2 separate regions of the Homo sapiens genome follow, and region 1 is linked to region 2. A link is a loop called in an ENCODE intact Hi-C map of the cell type or tissue named here. Cell type or tissue: HepG2. All regions are shown on one strand. Each heading gives the region's core, and the rest is flanking DNA. Links, peaks and the distances in the headings are about the cores only.

What was found. Hi-C counts contacts between places; a loop is a spot of excess contacts. Peaks named below come from ENCODE experiments on the same cell type or tissue, not always from the same donor. Only the 100,000 strongest peaks of a DNase experiment are listed, where the experiment ranks them.
Region 1: it touches region 2 in a loop (8-fold over the local background); 13 of 110 quality-filtered maps call a loop at or near these places.

The regions. Positions count from the first base shown.
Region 1 is chr2:219,067,177-219,075,509 of GRCh38, forward strand. It overlaps NHEJ1 (non-homologous end joining factor 1), which reads right to left. Exons shown (of 8, transcript NM_024782.3): 8 at 2,181-8,333. LOC124906120 (a long non-coding RNA gene) reads left to right here. Exons shown (of 3, transcript XR_007088092.1): 2 at 533-661; 3 at 1,941-2,846. Among named protein-coding and RNA genes, the nearest start is that of IHH, 10 kb to the left of the region's middle. In HepG2, for the core only: a CTCF peak has its summit at 6,410; DNase peaks (open chromatin) are centred at 4,215 and 6,405; H3K4me3 peaks cover 412 bases.
Region 2 is chr2:219,150,634-219,158,914 of GRCh38, forward strand. It overlaps NHEJ1 (non-homologous end joining factor 1), which reads right to left. Exons shown (of 8, transcript NM_024782.3): 2 at 7,553-7,729; 3 at 6,839-7,051. The coding sequence starts at 7,729. Among named protein-coding and RNA genes, the nearest start is that of NHEJ1, 6.0 kb to the right of the region's middle. In HepG2, for the core only: a CTCF peak has its summit at 4,592 (motif pointing left); a DNase peak (open chromatin) is centred at 4,598.

The DNA of each region.
Region 1 (8,333 bases), core at 100-8,099, 83 kb before region 2:
TGACAGAGCAAGACTCTGTCTCTAAATAAATAGGCTGGGCGCGGTGGTTCACACCTGTAATCCCAGGGAGGCGGAAGTGGGTGGATCACCTGAGGTCAGGAGTTTGAGACCAGCCTAGAAACATGGTGAAACCTCATCTCTACTAAAAATACAAAAATTAGCTGGGCATGGTGGTGCGTGCCTGTAATCCCAGCTACTAGGGAGACTGAGGCAGGAGAATCACTTGAACTCAGGAGGGACGTTTCAGTAAGCCGAGATGATGCCACCGCACTCCAGCCTGGGCAACAGAGTGAGGCTTCATCTCAAAAAATAAAATAAAATAAAATAAAATATATAGTTGCGCTTCAGTTTACAATGGGGTTGTGTCCCGCTAAACCCACTGTAAGTTGACAATATCCTAAGTCGAAAACGCATTTAATACACCTAACCTAGCAAATGTCACATCCTAGCTTACCTTAAACATGCTCAGAACGCTCACATTAGCCTACAGTTGGCCAATATCATCTAACACAAAACCTGTTTTATAATCCAGTGTTGAATATCTAATGTAATTTACTGAATACTATACTGCAAGTGAAAAACAGAATGATTGTACGGGCACTCAAAGTACGGCTTCTACTGAATACAGATGGCTTTTGCACCATCATCGAGTCAAAAAATTGTAAGTTGAACCATCGTACATTGGGGATCATCTGTAATAATAATAATGGGTTAGAAGGGAATAAGAAAGGACTATGGGCAAAACACCACATTCCAAGCACAGGGTGAAAGGATTGGGGTGCAGCCAGCTTGTGGCAGGAGGGGGATGCAAGGTCAGAAGGCAGATTCCTCCGTAGAGTGGTTAATGTTGGTCTCATTGAGAAGGTGCGATTTGAGCAAAGGGCTGAAAGAGGTGAAGGTTTTGACCAAGCAGATACCTAGGGGAAGAGCATTCTCGGCAGACAGAACCATGGTATGTCAGGGAAACAGCAAGGAGACCATTGCGACTAAAGAAAATAAAGCTAGGTGGGAGAGTCACCGGAGAGGAGGATGGAGTGAGTGAGTTTAACTTTCTACTTTCTGATCACGAGGGTGTTTTTCAAACTTTTTGTAAAGCTCAGAGTGAAGATAATTTACCCTTTAAAGAGATTTATGTATTGACATGCAAATATAGACACAACATAATTAAGTAAAAGTAGGTAACAAAACAGTATATACATATAGGATTCTTTTAAACTTTAAAAAAGAGAGAGAGAGAGACCCTGTCATGGTTCTCACTTTCTCCTTTGTACACTTAATTTTTTTTTTTTTTCTCCTGAGACAGAGTCTTGCTCTGTCGCCAGGCTGAAGTACAGTGGCACTATCTCGGCTCACTGCAACCTCCACCTCCTGGGTTCAAGTGATTCTCCTGCCTCAGCCTCCAGAGTAGCTGGGACTACAGGTGTGTGCCACCACACCCAGCTAATTTTTGTAATTTTAGTAAAAACGGGGTTTCACCATGTTGGCCAGGATGGTCTTGATCTCTTGACCTCGTGATCCACCCGACTCAGCCTCCCAAAGTGCTGGAATTACAGGTGCGAGCCACCTCACCTAGCTCCCATACTTGAAAAATTTGAGAGGAATGCTGGGTGTGGAGGCACTTGCCTATTGTCCCAGCTACTCAGGAAGTTGAGGTAAGGAGATTGTTTGAGACCAGAAATGTGAGACCAGACCGGGCAACTTAGTGAGACCCCATGGGGGAGAAAATAAAAAAAGAAACAATTTGGGGGAAAGAATCTATCTTTTAAATATCAACTTTGGGCTGGGCCTAATGGCTTTCCTTGAGCCCAGGAAGTTGAGGCTGCAGTAAGCCATGATTGTGCCACTGCACTACAGCCTGGGCAAATGAGTGAGATACCTTGAAAGTAAATAAATGGAAAATTTAAAAATAAAGGGGAAATTTAACACAGTGATATTTTCAGCAAAAGGCAGAGAAGACTCCTCACTAGGACACCCAGCTTGTGAGGCGACTGACTTCGAGTTTGTACTTGGCTGTCATGCACCCGGGATGCACCAGGCACAAGTCACAGCCACACTGTTTTTGGAGGTGTCACCAGTCAACGAGGTGAAGTACAGTGAGGCCCCAGTTCCTGCACTATGGACTAGTGAACAGTCAAAGTGTGTGTGCATTTTTAGGGATTGACAAATGAAAATAGCAGAACTGTGCCAAACGAAACGATTTAATCTGTTCATATAGGGTAGGGGTGGAGCAACAGCAGAGAACACTTCAGGGTTTCTCACCTAGGGTGCTCTGTGATGACTCAGGGACTGGCCTGGCTCCTTTGGGTCATTCATCAAAGCCATTTTGAAGCAAGGACTGCTTAGTAGGAGCTGAGCTTTCCACCAGAAAGACAACTTAGGAAATAGCTCCTGGCTGTGAGAACCTAAGAGGTATGCATGGTTCTGGATGGGAATCTCAAAGATGATGGCGGTCATCAAATGGAACTGAAGCAGGTAGAGAAAGTGGTTTCAAAAGGATCTAAAGATGACGGAAAACATTTCAACAGTTAAACCACTTAGATAACTAATAGGAAGAATTCACTGGGAAGAAAAATCCCCACGGGAAGCTCCAGAGAATGGGCTATATTGCTGACCAGGAAGGGAGATATAGGAAGCCTATAAAGTTGGCTTAAACCTCATGTTGATTAAACCTCATGGTGTTCACAGACTTGAGCTGCAAGTGAGAAAATCCAATGGGAAAACATTCCAGATTGCTATAAAGCAATTCAAGGGAATGGCACTGGCTTGTAGGAAATGTATTGGGAATGAGATAGAGAAATCCACATTCAACAAGAAACAGGAATCATTAAACATGCATTAACTCAAATTATATACTTATTGACTGCACTGAGTGCTTATTCACTATCACCACCAACAGGGGCATTATGCTCCTTGCTGAATGGCCACAAACTGCCTGTGTTCAATAAGCCCACAATCTGCCACAGCCTCCGGAGTACCTGGGACTACAGGCGCACATCACCACACTAATTTTTTTTTTATTTTTATTTTTGAGATGGAGTCTTGCTCTGTCGCCCAGGGTGGAGTGCAGTGGCACGATCTCAGCTCACTGCAGCCTCTGCCTCCCGGGTTCCAGCGATTCTCCTGCCTCAGCCTCCTGAGTAGACTAGCTGGGATTACAGGTGTGCGCCACCACATCCAGCTAATTTTTGTATTTTTAGTAGAGATGGGGTTTCACCATGTTGGCCAGGCTGGTCTCAAATTCCTGACCTCAGGTGATCCACCTGCCTCAGCCTCCCAAAGTGCTGGGATTACAGGCGTGAGCCACTGCGCCTGGCCCACCACGCTAATTTTAAAAATGTTTTGCAAAGACAGGGTTTCGCCATGTTGCCTAGGCTGGTCTCAAACTCCTAGCCTCAAGCAATCCTCCCGCCTCAGCCTCCCAAAGTGCTGGGATTACAGGCGTAAGCCATGGAGCCCAGTCTTAAATTTCCCCTTTAGCACAATCCAGACACTCAATCTTTTCTTTCTTTTTTTTTTTTAATTCAAAATACCATTGTACAGCTTATCCTTCTGAAATGATCTATTCCCTTTGTCTTGCTATTCTAACTATGTAAATTTTCCTGCCAGATTTAATTCACACCTATGAAAGAGGGCAACACAACAGACATTACCACTATCAGAAAACCACTCAAGTAGGGCCATCAGTATCACCTTCAAATGTCATCACACCGTTATTAGTATTGCTGTTATCTATGAAACAAAATCTAAATTATTACCAGCTCTGCCTTCCACAACTAGTGCCTCCCCATTCCTCTCACGTGACAGGACGCCCTGAAATCCCCGCTAGGCAACAATGCTAAATGAAACTGGCAGTCTTCCCTTCTCATGTGGCATCAGGCTTTTTCTGTCTTGAGTAAGGGCTGTCTTTACCATGCATGATTCCCAACAGCACTGCTCTTGATCCCTGAGTGGAGACCCACACCCTGTGGGGCTTCCCTACCAGCTCCAACCCCTTTCACCATCCCCTGCTCAGCCTTCAAGGCCTGAGGTAGGAGGGAAAAGCCAGGATGAAGTGCCAGTCAAAAGGATCACCCTTCCCCTACTCCATTCTCCCCTCTCCTGTCACCCATTTCTGACTGGCCGTCAATCCTATCAGGGGTCCATAAAGCTAGGAGGACTCTGGCCCGGGAGAGGGGGGTAGGGGTTAGGCAAACAGGCCAGGGAGGCCGTTGGTTGAAATTTAACCACAATATTCTCGGTCTCTATTGTTTTGAGTGAGGCCCAATATTTCCACAGCAGGATTATAGGATCTGATTAACCATGTTAGACAACAATGCCGAGCTGGGATGGGCTTCCCCTTCCAGCTGCCAATATGAAAAAGTAAATACAACACATTTCAGAAGGGACTCCCAGCAGCCCCTGAACCCTACTCCCCAATTCTAACTCTGCTACTGTTTTGGGCCCCAGAGTAAGGGCAGAGAGGAAGAGTGTGGCACTGCATGCTCCTTTAACTACTGGCCCTTGGCCCAGCAGGACAAGTAATCCTAGCACAATCTTCCCAGGTGAGTCAATGGCTGTGTGCTCCCCACACCCTGGAGCTCTTCCAGTGCTTCTTCCGGGTTCCCCTGGTAGGCTGGCCCAGATTCTTGAGAACCCATAAGAGTTGGGTGCTGAGTGGGTGGAAGGATAGCAAAATCTGTTGGGCTCCAAATAGAGAAACTGAGTGGGGTGGGACTTAATAGCTCAGAAGAGTGATGAAGCCTTTGCTAGAATACTTGGGTGCTACCTAATGACTTCCTATGTGCTAGGATAGAGAACTGAGAGCCCAGAGCTGAGAGGATACATAAAAGGCCACCACAAAAAAAGTCTCAGAAGATGGGATGAAAGATCAAGAAAGATGGACTTCTAGATGTTCAAATAGAGAAGGATTCCCTATGGTCCCTCTTCCTCACATAAGACAAGCTACCTCATACCCTCCATGCACTGGATGTTCCGCTCATGGTGAGATCTTCTGAGGCCTTGGCCAAGAACACAAGGAAAAAACATAGAGCAATGAGCTGCCCTGGACAAGAGCACCCTGTAGCAGCTTCCAGGGCATCAATGCAGCTGGGAACCCCCCTCCTATAAAGTATGGGCTTCCTTCTCTTCCTGCATTCCCCTCTGTATCTAAGGGCCTAGTGTAATCCATTACAATTTTGCTAGCCCATACATTTATGGATATTAGTAACAGAGACGAGGAACCAAGGTTCTTGAGCTCTGAGTTTGGTGGCTTCCTTGCAGTATGTCACTTATTCCTTTCTAACAGTTTTTTCTTCAAGAAAAATTAGAAGACAGAAACTACTTCACAGTAGAGCTTAGAAAAACATATCCTGATTGTATCAAAACCTAGTTGACATAAAATTATATTTGTTAATGGTATAATATCCCTGAAGTGATATTTTCTGAGTTAGGGTTAAAACTGACCCTGTTCTCAAAGAGTATAACCTAATGAAAGGATGAAAACAGAAAAGTGCACAGGAAGTGTGTCTATTAACACAGTCTACATTAACAGCATAAGCAGAACAGACAAAGTGAGCTTACCATATCATGAGGAAGGGCTATTAAGAGAATTTAGGCTTACTCTATACTCTCTGGAGCGAATCTGTGTAGTTTTGTAAGTAGGAGAAAATGAGAGACAGAATAAACAGAGAGAGGAAAATGCTCCTAGTGACAATGTAAGGAACGAAACCAGGAGGAGCAGCACAGCCTTTTCCATTCCCCACTCCTCCCGCCAGCTTTGTACAGAGTACACAAGGGGCCCCTGCTTATCTCCCAACAAACGTGGGCTAAGGAGGAGGTAAGGGCTTGGGAAAATGGGAGGTCTAAGTGAAAAGGAAGGAAAGAAAAGGGAGTCCAAATGTACCGCTGGATAAAAACGAGCAGCAGTAGGGCTGAGTATCAAGAGATGTGAGCATCTCTCCTTCCCCCAGTGCTCACTGTGGGTGCGCTACACCAGGCCTGTGGAAGGATTTTGGTCTCAACAGGCTAGACTCTTTCCAGTTCAGAGCATAGAAGCACAGATCTCACTCTTCGCCACCTTACACCATAGGAATTCGCTTCTCAGGAATCAGGGAAAGATGGAGACTAGAAGCTTTCTTCCTGCCTTCTCAATAACTTTACTATCCCTTGGAAATCCTCCTTGATCTGGGAGACTGGCTGCCTGGTGACAAGAGAAGAGAATGACCCTAGTGATATCTTTTAGGACCCAGCCTGAGCTCTGCTTTTAAGGGTTGCTGGGGAAGCCCCCACTGAGGCATGAGAAAAGGAGGTGCTACCCAGCTAGAGTGGAAAGGGATGAGGCTTTCTCTCCAAGCAGGGAGCATGCCTGTCCTAGCTAACTATGGGGGACCAGCCGGCAAGGCCAAGTAGGCCTTGCAATCTAGGTGGCGCTATTTCTCTACTTTTTAGGTCAAGTTCCTGCAGGAACTTCCTCGAGGTCCCAAGTCCTGCTCCTGGTTTGCTGGCTTGCTCGTGTAAACCACCTTATATTATTTTTTTTTCTAAAAATACTCCAAAGCAATTGAAAGAGTCCCTTCTCCCACCAGCCAGCCCTGGCCCCAGCCCCAGCCCCGGGGAGCGGGCGGGTAGGCGGGGAGGTGGGCCACTGCTTTATTAAACACAGGGAAAACTAATATTTACGGAATAAAATTTATGGAGCAGCCACGAGAATTCGACCCTTTTATGTGCATGTAGAGTGGGGGTTGGGCCAGGCTGGGGGCCTCAGGGAGGGGCCCAAGCCAGGGGGCAGGGCTGGAATACAGCCTGGCTAGGCCAATTTGTCAAAGCAGGGATTTCCCTGGAGTTGCCTTAGGATGAATGATTCTCAACCACTACCCCTAGCTTTGCGGGGTAAGGGCTTCGGGGCAAGAATGCCTGTGGCAGGGCCTCTGGTAGCAATGTTTCTCTAACAACGTATTTAAGCAATACCCCAATGGAGACAGCAACCTTTGGGGATGATGGGGGCAGTGGATGGAAGGTTACTAGCTATATTCTTACTTAACCTTTTTAGAAAGTCACACATTCTTTTTGAGAACATCAACAAAATTTTGCTCTTAAGATTTTACCTACAATTTTGAGGGATTCACAGGCCTCTGGCCCCGCTGTGATGAAAAATGTCTTGAGTCTGTGCTGTTACAGTACAGGGAATGCCCAGGGTGAAGAACCGGTATTTTCTCCAAGCTTGCAGGGGAAGCCTTTCCATTTTCCATGTGCCTTGTAGATACTGAAATCTGACTATCTAAATTATGCTGAAAAGAAACGAAAGATCGGCCAGGCACAGTGGCTCAAACGTGTAATCCCAGCACTTTGGGAGGCCGAGGCAGGTAGATCACCTGAGGTCAGGAGTTCGAGACCAGCCTAGCCAACATGGTGAAACCCTGTCTCTACAAAAAATACAAAAATTAGCCGGGCTTGGTGGCAGGCATCTAATCCCAGCTACTCGGGAGGCTGAGGCAGGAGAATCACTTGAACACAGGAGGTGGAGTTTGCAGTGAGCCAAAATTGTGCGATTGTACTCCAGCCTAGGCAACAAGAGCAAGACTCCATTAAAAAAAAAAAAAAGTAACAAAAGAGCAAAGTAAGCCAGCTGATAGGCTGTTTTTATATAGTTCCCAATTCACTTCGATGACAGTCACTACCACACAGCACACTCTAGGGTCCTGTGGTCTGGGGGTAAAGAAAAGTTATCAGCAGTGACTGGGAATGAGCCTTGGTGGAGATCTCAGACTCTGCTAGCAGGAAAAAGCATGAGGGTAAGTCCTGGAGTCCTCAAGAGCTCCTTCCTTGAAGAGCCCCTGGGGAGCAGACATCCTATTGAAAAGAGGCAAGGTCATGGGATAAGGAGGTTTACAGTGGGAGACTGGAAAGAAGAACCTAATGTCCTTTCTGGAAAATAAATGTTTTCATTAGTGTATATAATAATGCTGTTAAGAACTCAGCTGTCTGGGCTTAAATTCTGGCTGTCACTTATTAGCTGTATGACCTTTGATAAGTCACTTACTCACTTCAGGATCCAATTTCTTAATGGGTTAACAGCATCTTCCTCATATGATGCTATGAGGATCAATGTCAAGTGCTCATTAGAGTAGCTGGTATACATTAACTGCTCAATAAATGTTAGCTATTTATTATTGTTGTTCTTATTATAATTATTTTATTATTGTTTGATCATCTTCTCTCGAGACTTGACATCAGGACAGAAACGCCAGTATATATACAGGATATTTGAATAAGGAGGCATTTAACCATCGAAAGTAAATAAACCAGAAATTGGATAGGCGTGGTAGCTCATGCCTGTAATCCCAGCACTTTGGGAG
Region 2 (8,281 bases), core at 1-8,000:
ACATGGTGAAACCTCATCTCTACTAAAAATACAAAAAATTGGCCGGACGCAGTGGCTCACACCTGTAATCCCAGCACTGTGGGAGGCCGAGGCAAGTGGATCACCTGAGGTCAGGAGTTCAAGATCAGCCTGGCCAACACGGTGAAACCCCGTCTCTACTAAAAATACAAAAATTAGCTGGGCATGGTGGCGGGTGCCTGTAATTCCAGCTACTCGGGAGGCTGAGACAGAAGAATCGCCTGAACCCAGGAGGCGGAGGGTGCAGTGAGCCGAGACTGCGCCATTGCACTCCAGCCTGGGTAACAGGGTGAGACTCCATCTCAAAAAAAAACAGAAAAAAAAAAATTAGCCAGGTGTGCTAAAGCATGCCTATATTTTCAGCTACTTGGGAGGCTGAGGTGGGAGAACTGCTTGAGCCCAGGAGGTGGACGTTGCAGTGGGCTGAGATTGCACCACTACACTCCAGACTAGGTGACAGAGTGAGACCTTATCTCAAAAAAAAAAAAAAAAAAAAAAAGTTTGGTACTGTTTAAGGTAGATCAGGAGGAAAACAGGCAAATACTTGTATAAATGACAGTGAATATTTGATGAGTTGAATTGAAATAATTGTCATTACTACCCAAGCAGCAACACCATCCAATTGGCGGCAGCACTGAAACAACAGAAACTCCTAAATTAATAACCAGCTTCCCTCTGGATGGCTACCTCAATAGCAATTTCCTCGAGTGACAGTAAATATTGTATAAAAACATGAAACATGACAAGGAACAGCTTTTAATTAATGTCATGTCTAATTAAATATGATAATGCCACATCAGGCAACTGAAATTATCTATCAGACCCCAATGTCTATTTGGTTTAAAGAAAGTTTTTTTATCAGTAAATATTGTAACTGCTAAAATAATTTCATAGGATTGGGTTACAGCATTTTGAATTATTGAGGTATAATTCATTTCAAAGTTAGATGAACACCAAAATGATTTCTCTTAGACCAGATAGCCTTAAATTAATGCTCAGTAGAAATTTTGAAAATATGTGTTAATGGGCATATGAGAGACTAGATAAAATGTGTAAAAAAGTCCCAGCACTTTGGGAAGCTGAGGTGGGCAGATGACCCGAAGCCAGGAATGCAAGATCAGCCTGGCCAACATGGTGAAACCCTGTCTCTACTAAAAACACAAAAAATTAGCCGGACATGGTGGCACGCACCTGTAGTCCCAGCTACTCAGGAGACTGAGGCACAAGAATCACTTGAACCTGAGAAGCAGAGGCTGCAGTGAGCCGAGATCATGCCACTGCACTCCAGCCTGGGTGACAGAGAGAGACTCCATCTCAAATAACAATAATAATAATAATAATGTGTAAATAGTTCAAAGCAAATCCACAGACACTATAAGGAAAAATCTTGAAGGGCTTTAGGATGTCAGGGACACTCCCCGTAATTTATAGACAGCAATATATGAAGATATACAGTTCATCAGTCAATTCAACAGATATCTACTGGGTTCCTAATATGTACTCTGACCCTATGAGGCCTCTGCCATCAAAGAGCTTACAACAGTTAAGGAGGTTAGGAAGTGTAATAGATATACAAACAGGAGTTGCTAATCTTTTTCCGAGGAAAAGCTATTTATAATTTTCTCCAAAGTCTTCAGATTTTCCACAGAAATGTTCATAAGTCATGAGCAGGGGAGCAGAATGATAGGTCTCAATCTCAAGATGAATCAAGCTGGAGGCTAAAGCGGGAGAATCACTTAGGCCCAGGAGTTCAAGATCAGCCTGGGCAACATAGTAAGACCCCCATCTCATAAACAAACAAACAAATAAACAAAAAAGATCAAGATGAATCATATCAGGAGATCCAGTGAAGGCTGGAGCACAGTAGCACAATCACAGCTTACTGCAGCCTTGAACTCCTGGGCTCAAGTGATTCTCCCACTTCAGCCTTCCAAGTAGCTAGGACTACAGGCACATGCCACCACACCCACCTATTTTTTTTATTTTTTTATTTTTTTGTAGCTATGGGTTTCACTGTGTTGCCCAGGCTGGTCCCAAACTCCTGGTCTCAAGCAATCCTCCTGTCTTGACCTCCCAAACTGGTGGGACTACAGGCATGAGCCATCATCCCCGGGATCTCTTTCATTTATTTATTTATTTTTATTTATTTATTTATTTATTTATTTATTTATTTTGAGAGAGTCTCGCTGTAGCCAGGCTGGAGTGCAATGGCGCAATCTCAGCTCACTGCAACCTCCACCTCCCGGGTTCAAGCAATTCTCTTACCTCAGCCTCCTGAGCAGCTGAGATTACAGGCATGCACCACCATGCCCGGCTAATTTTTGTATTTTTAGTAGAGATAGGGTTTCGCTATGTTGGCCAGGCTGGTCTCGAACTCCTGACCTCAGGTGATCCGCCCGCCTCGGCCTCCCAAAGTGTTAGGATTACAGGTGTGAGCCACTGTGCCTGGCCCCAGCATCTCTTTTAAAACGAAAAGTTATGGAGTTGAAATATTTGCCCTCACAGGTCCACTATAATGCTAAACATAAGTAATATTACATATGTTCTTTTATTTAATCCTTACGACTAGACAGTAAGGTTGTGGTTGATTTATTTTACAGATGAAGAAACTGAATCATAAAAATTCAGTACTTATCCAAATTAATACAAGTAGTCTCAAAGAGGTGGAGTTGAGTTACAAATTCGAGTCTGCTGGTTCCAAAACCTATCTCTTTCTTACACTAAGAAACCTTTGGATATAGCTCCTAGGAATCATAAAATGTCCAAAGATATCACAAATCTGAAAGCTAAAATGTGGAATATCAAGAATTATATTAGATATTAGAAAGAACAGACAACAGGAAAGAGTAAGAGATGAAGTCTGTCCTAAATGAAGATGGACTCAGTGTTAGAACCCAGAGACCTGGGGCCAAGCACGGAGGCTTACGCCTATAATTCCAACTCTTTGGGAAGCCAAAGTGAGAGGATCACTTGAGCTGAGGAATTCAAGACCAACCTGGGCACTATGATGAGACTTCATCTCAAAAGAAAAAGAAAGAAAAGGGGGGGGGGGTGGAGAGAGAGAGAGAGAGCAAGCAAGCAAACAGAGACCCAAAACCCAATATATTCCATAATACCCTTGCAGACTTAGAAACCATTAGCTTGTTAATGTGAGTATGTTATGCTGGAGAAGTATGAGGAACAGGTATTCTCCTCTTTCCTGTACAGCTGGAAGGAGTTAAGCTGCATAATGTCTCTGAAAGACAATTTGGCATTATGTTATGTGGCAAGATTAAAAGATACAAATATTCCTTGACCCAGCCATTCCACTTATGGGAATTTACTCACACATTTACATGCAGGAAAAGTAAATACAAGGATAGTAACTGTATACAACAACAAAAGACTTAGGTGTCTACTGACAGCAGATCAATTAAATATATGATACATTCATTAAATACAATGCTATGTTGCAATTAAAAAACACAAAGGCAGGTCCTCTGAATGTGTTGATATGAATAATCTCTAAGTTCTTTTTTTTAAGGCTCATCAAGTGAAGCAGTGGGTAAGTTCTACAATTAAGTGAAAAAAGGAAGGTACTAAACAGTGCGTACAGCATGATACTATTTGTCAAAAAATACACATATACATAGATATATATTTGGTCGTATGAAGATATATATACAGTATATACATATATAGCTTTAAGAATTCACAAGAAGCTGATATTGGTAGTTGCTTTGCAAAAGGAAAAGGAGGGACTAGGGAACGGGGTAGAAAGATCTATTTTTTCACTGTATACACTTAAATGCTGTTTGAAATGTTTGCCTTTTTCAAGAATTACTCATTCAAAAAAATTAAATGAAAACGATCACAAGAATGAGTTACAAACAAAAATTATGACTGTGTGACCTTACAGACATACACACAAGCCTGAAATAGTATCCACCTACATCCTTACCCGTGTCCACTGGCTCTAACTTTTTCCATATAAAGCTCTCTCAGGTTCAGGCGTTTCCCTAGGAGGGCATTCTTCTTTTAATGATGAGTATTTTATTTTAACTTAAAGCACAATTGTTCATGAATTGCTCAAATCTAATTTCTTCCTATGGCAAACCAAGACTCATCCCTTCCTAAACACTGTTGTCTCTTTCCTTTAATGTAGTTCCCCAATTAGAGAAATTTGCCTAGAATAGCTAGTTTTTCTTTACATACTTTTATATTATATTGTATTATATATATTATATAATATATAATACATTATATTATACCATTACATATTATATTAATATAGATTAATATAACATATAATATATGTTAATATATTATATATTATTATATTACATATATTTATATATTAATCTATAATATAGATATACTATATAATTGTAATATCATTATATTAGTGTTCCTTACTGTATTCTTTTGAAAGAAGAAACTATTAGAGCCCATCAGCCTCCAAGGAGAACTGTCTCCACAATCACACTACATATTCCGCATTTCTAGGTCCATGTAATGCAAAATGAGATTAGCTATTGCTAGGGATTCCCAAAGGCCGCCCAAATGGTTTGGTCCCAGAACAAACATTATTGAGGAAACACTGCCCCCTGGTGTTACTTAGAAAGTTGAAATGTTTTAAACGAAATAAAGTATGGGATGGGGCCAGGCTCCTGCTTGTAATCCCAACACCTTGGGAGGCCAAGGCAGGAGGATTGCTTGAGGTGAGGAATTCGAGACCACCCTGGTCAACACAGAGAGACCCCCCATCTCTACAAAAAATTTTTTTTAATTTTATTTATTTTTTTAATTTTATTTTTTAAATTTATTAAATTTTATTTATGTATTTTTATTTGCAAGATGGAAAAGTTCACAAGAAATTAATTTAAAATAAACAAATGTGAGTATATGCTAAGTACTGTTGATAGACCTTAGAAGTTAATAAATGAATAAGTAATTCTCTCAGCACTCAGTTCTAGTTTTACTGGGCTCCAGATCAAAAATAAACATCAGGGCCGGGCGCAGTGGCTCACGCCTCTAATCCCAGCACTTTGGGAGGCCGAGGTGAGCGGATCACGAGGTCAGGAAATCGAGACCATCCTGGCTAACACGATGAAACCCTGTCTCTACTAAAAAATACAACAAAAATTAGCCGGGCGTGGTGGTGTGCGCCTGTAGTCCCAGCTACGGGGGGCGCTGAGGCAGGAGAATGGCATGAACCCAGGAGGCGGAGCTTGTAGTGAGCTGAGATCACGCCACTGCACTCCAGCCTGGGCGAGAGCGAGACTCCGTCTCAAAAAAAAACAAAAAAAAATAAAATTAAAATAAAAATAAGCATCAGGCCGGGTGCGGTGGCTCACACCTGTAATCCCAGCACTTTGGGAGGCCGAGGTGGGTGGATCACGAGGTCAGGAGATCGAGACCATCCTGGCTAACACAGTGAAACCTGTCTCTACTAAAAAATAGAAAAAATTAGCCGGGCATGGTGGCAGGCACCTGTAGTCTCAGCTACTCAGGAGGCTGAGGCAGGAGAGTGGCATGAACCCGGGAGGCGGAGCTTGCAGTGAGCTGAGATCACACCACTGCACTCAAACCTGGGCGACAGAGTGAAACTCCGTCTCAAAAAAAATAAATAAAATAAAATAAAATAAACATCAGCAAACAATTTCTCAAGAAGTCTTTCTATCCAGTCATCTATTGATGCCAAAGCATCACATCCCCTGTGGGAAACTAAAGAAGAGAGAAAAAAATGATGTCCTCTTGTCTTCAGATCCCTCTGCTAACAATCTATACTTTTAGGCTTCCCAAAGAAGACCCTGTCCCCTAAGTGCTACTGACTAAAACTGTGTCTGTTATTCCAGAAAACTAGTCTTTAACGTCCACTCTTAATTTCTAATAAAATCTCCTGGGAAATATAAAGCTATGAGTGAGTAGAGGATATTATCCCCCTAGTCTCTGAAAATGAGGCTTTGGACCAGACTAATCTGGGATTCAAATTCCAACTCATTTATTCATAAGCTGATGGCTTTGGACAAGTTATTTTCAATCTCAGTATTCTACTCTGAAAAACAAGGATAACAGTACTTATCCTGAAGGAGAGTTGTGAGGATTAAATGATGAGATAATGTTTAGAAAGGTATCTAACACTGGTACATATTCTATTCTGTTGCCAGAATAATCTTGATAAACCACGAATTGGATCATGTTAAATTCCTGTTTAAAGTTTTTCAGTGAATCCTGTTGCCTTTGAGATAAAATCCAAACTCATTAGAATCCTTCAAGATCCACTGCCTCCCTCATTTCTCATGCCTTCCTATCTACACAGCAGTCATGAAGTTCCCGAACTTGCTCCTCACTTACACATCTCTACATCTCTTGCCTACAATGATTTTTCTATTTATTTTCTCCTACTCATCTTCAAAACTTAGCTCAGTAACAGTCTCTTCAAAGAGGTTTTCTCCAATCCTCAACCATCCAGGGTCTACCTCAAAGAACCTATCATACTTTATCATAATTTCCTGTTTGTCTGTCTTCTCACTAGATTATGAACTCCAGGAAGAGGCTATATTGTTTTAGGTCTGGATAACCAACAATTAGCCCATTGTAGATGCTTTTAAAATGCTGAATAAATTAATTAATGAATAAAGACACTCAGTACTCTGCTCCTTTTGCAAGGAAAGGATTTAACAGTCAAGAATCCTTTTTGCCTTCTGTTTAGTCAAGGAAAGTTTTCTGATTGGAGAAGAATTTCAAACAAGGTTTGCAAAAAAAATAAAAGCACCTAAAGCTTCCTCTCAAAGCAACTGGCATCCCTCCCCCAACCCCACATTCGAATTACACTTACCAGGGAAGGACTAGCTAGCATGCAGTGGAAATTCCAATAGAAGGGGAGGCCAGAGAGCTCACTTCGCACCCGTAGAATCAGTGCATCTGCCACACAATCACAGGAGAAGGTAGCTTCGCTAGGGTGAGCAGCGTCCTTCAACAATGGGCGAAGGAGATTATCCAAATGACAGAGGAAAGCTGCAGGAGGAGCAGTGAGCCGCTTGTTCAGCTCCTAAAGAGAGAGCAGTGGTACAGAGTAAGGGTGCTAAAAGGAAACTAATTCCCTCATAAGTAACAGCAAAGGAAAGCCCTGGTTAACACGAAGGCAATGGACATGAGAGGAAGGGGAGAGAAGATAAAAACATCACAAGGGGAAAGAAGAAAACAAAAAGAAGAGAGTCACAAAGACCAATTGGCCTACTTCACAATTCTGCCTTGGGCAAGATTAAATCACAAAAGGCCTATCTAGATCAAATAATATATTCATTATCATGCATAGGGTAGGGAAACTAACTTTCTTTCTCTCTCTCTCTCTCTCTCACACACACACACACACACACACACACACACACACACACACACACACAAAGATTCCAGGCAGAAGTACAGGTAGAAGTACAGGACATTAACTGGAATTGTCTCAACCCGATTCAACCTTCCTTGGGAAACTACAGGCCAGCAAGCTGGTTGATGTTCACATCCCCGACACAGCAGTACTTCTCCTCATACTTACCTTGGCTCGCTGGCTGACCACACTAGTGTCCACCTGTTCATGCCACACCTGTTGAAGATCTGAAACCAACAAGGCATAGCCCTGCTTGGTGATAAAAACCTTGGCCAAGAGGGAGTTCTCTGCAAGCTGTAGCCACGCCCATGGCTGCATCAACAGGCCTTGCTCCAGTTCTTCCATCTGCAAAAAAGTCCTCATTTAGTAAAGAGCCTCAGGGTCATGCTGGCCTAGGGAGGGCACCACCCAAACCAGTCTGTATCAACTAAAATCTCATGAAAATCCTCCCTGATAAAATAGAAGGCATGGATTTACGTTCTCCCAGTATACAACCAGCTGAGCACTGACTTTACTACCTCCTGGCCACTAAAAGTATATTTAAAATCTTGAGGGTTTTTTTTTTCCCATATTACATTCCTAGAGGACAGAAAATCTTTCTTCCATAGTGTTTAAACCTCAGCATATTGCTGTTAGTATTTCTGCTTTCTAATACTATAACATAACGTGGAAACCTAAACCCTTCTTGTTCCATCTTTATCACATTCCTAATAAATATGTCACTCCTATCCTTTCCCAGAACTAGAAGAGAAGGAATAGTTCTTGTCTTATAAAACATCATAAGTCATAGTGTCAGGGCCAGGAAATTCGAAGTATTTGATCATTATCTAAAAACAAAGTTTAGGAAGCTCTCAGGATTTTTTTAAAAATCCCTAAAACAGGTTCTTAATCTAGAGT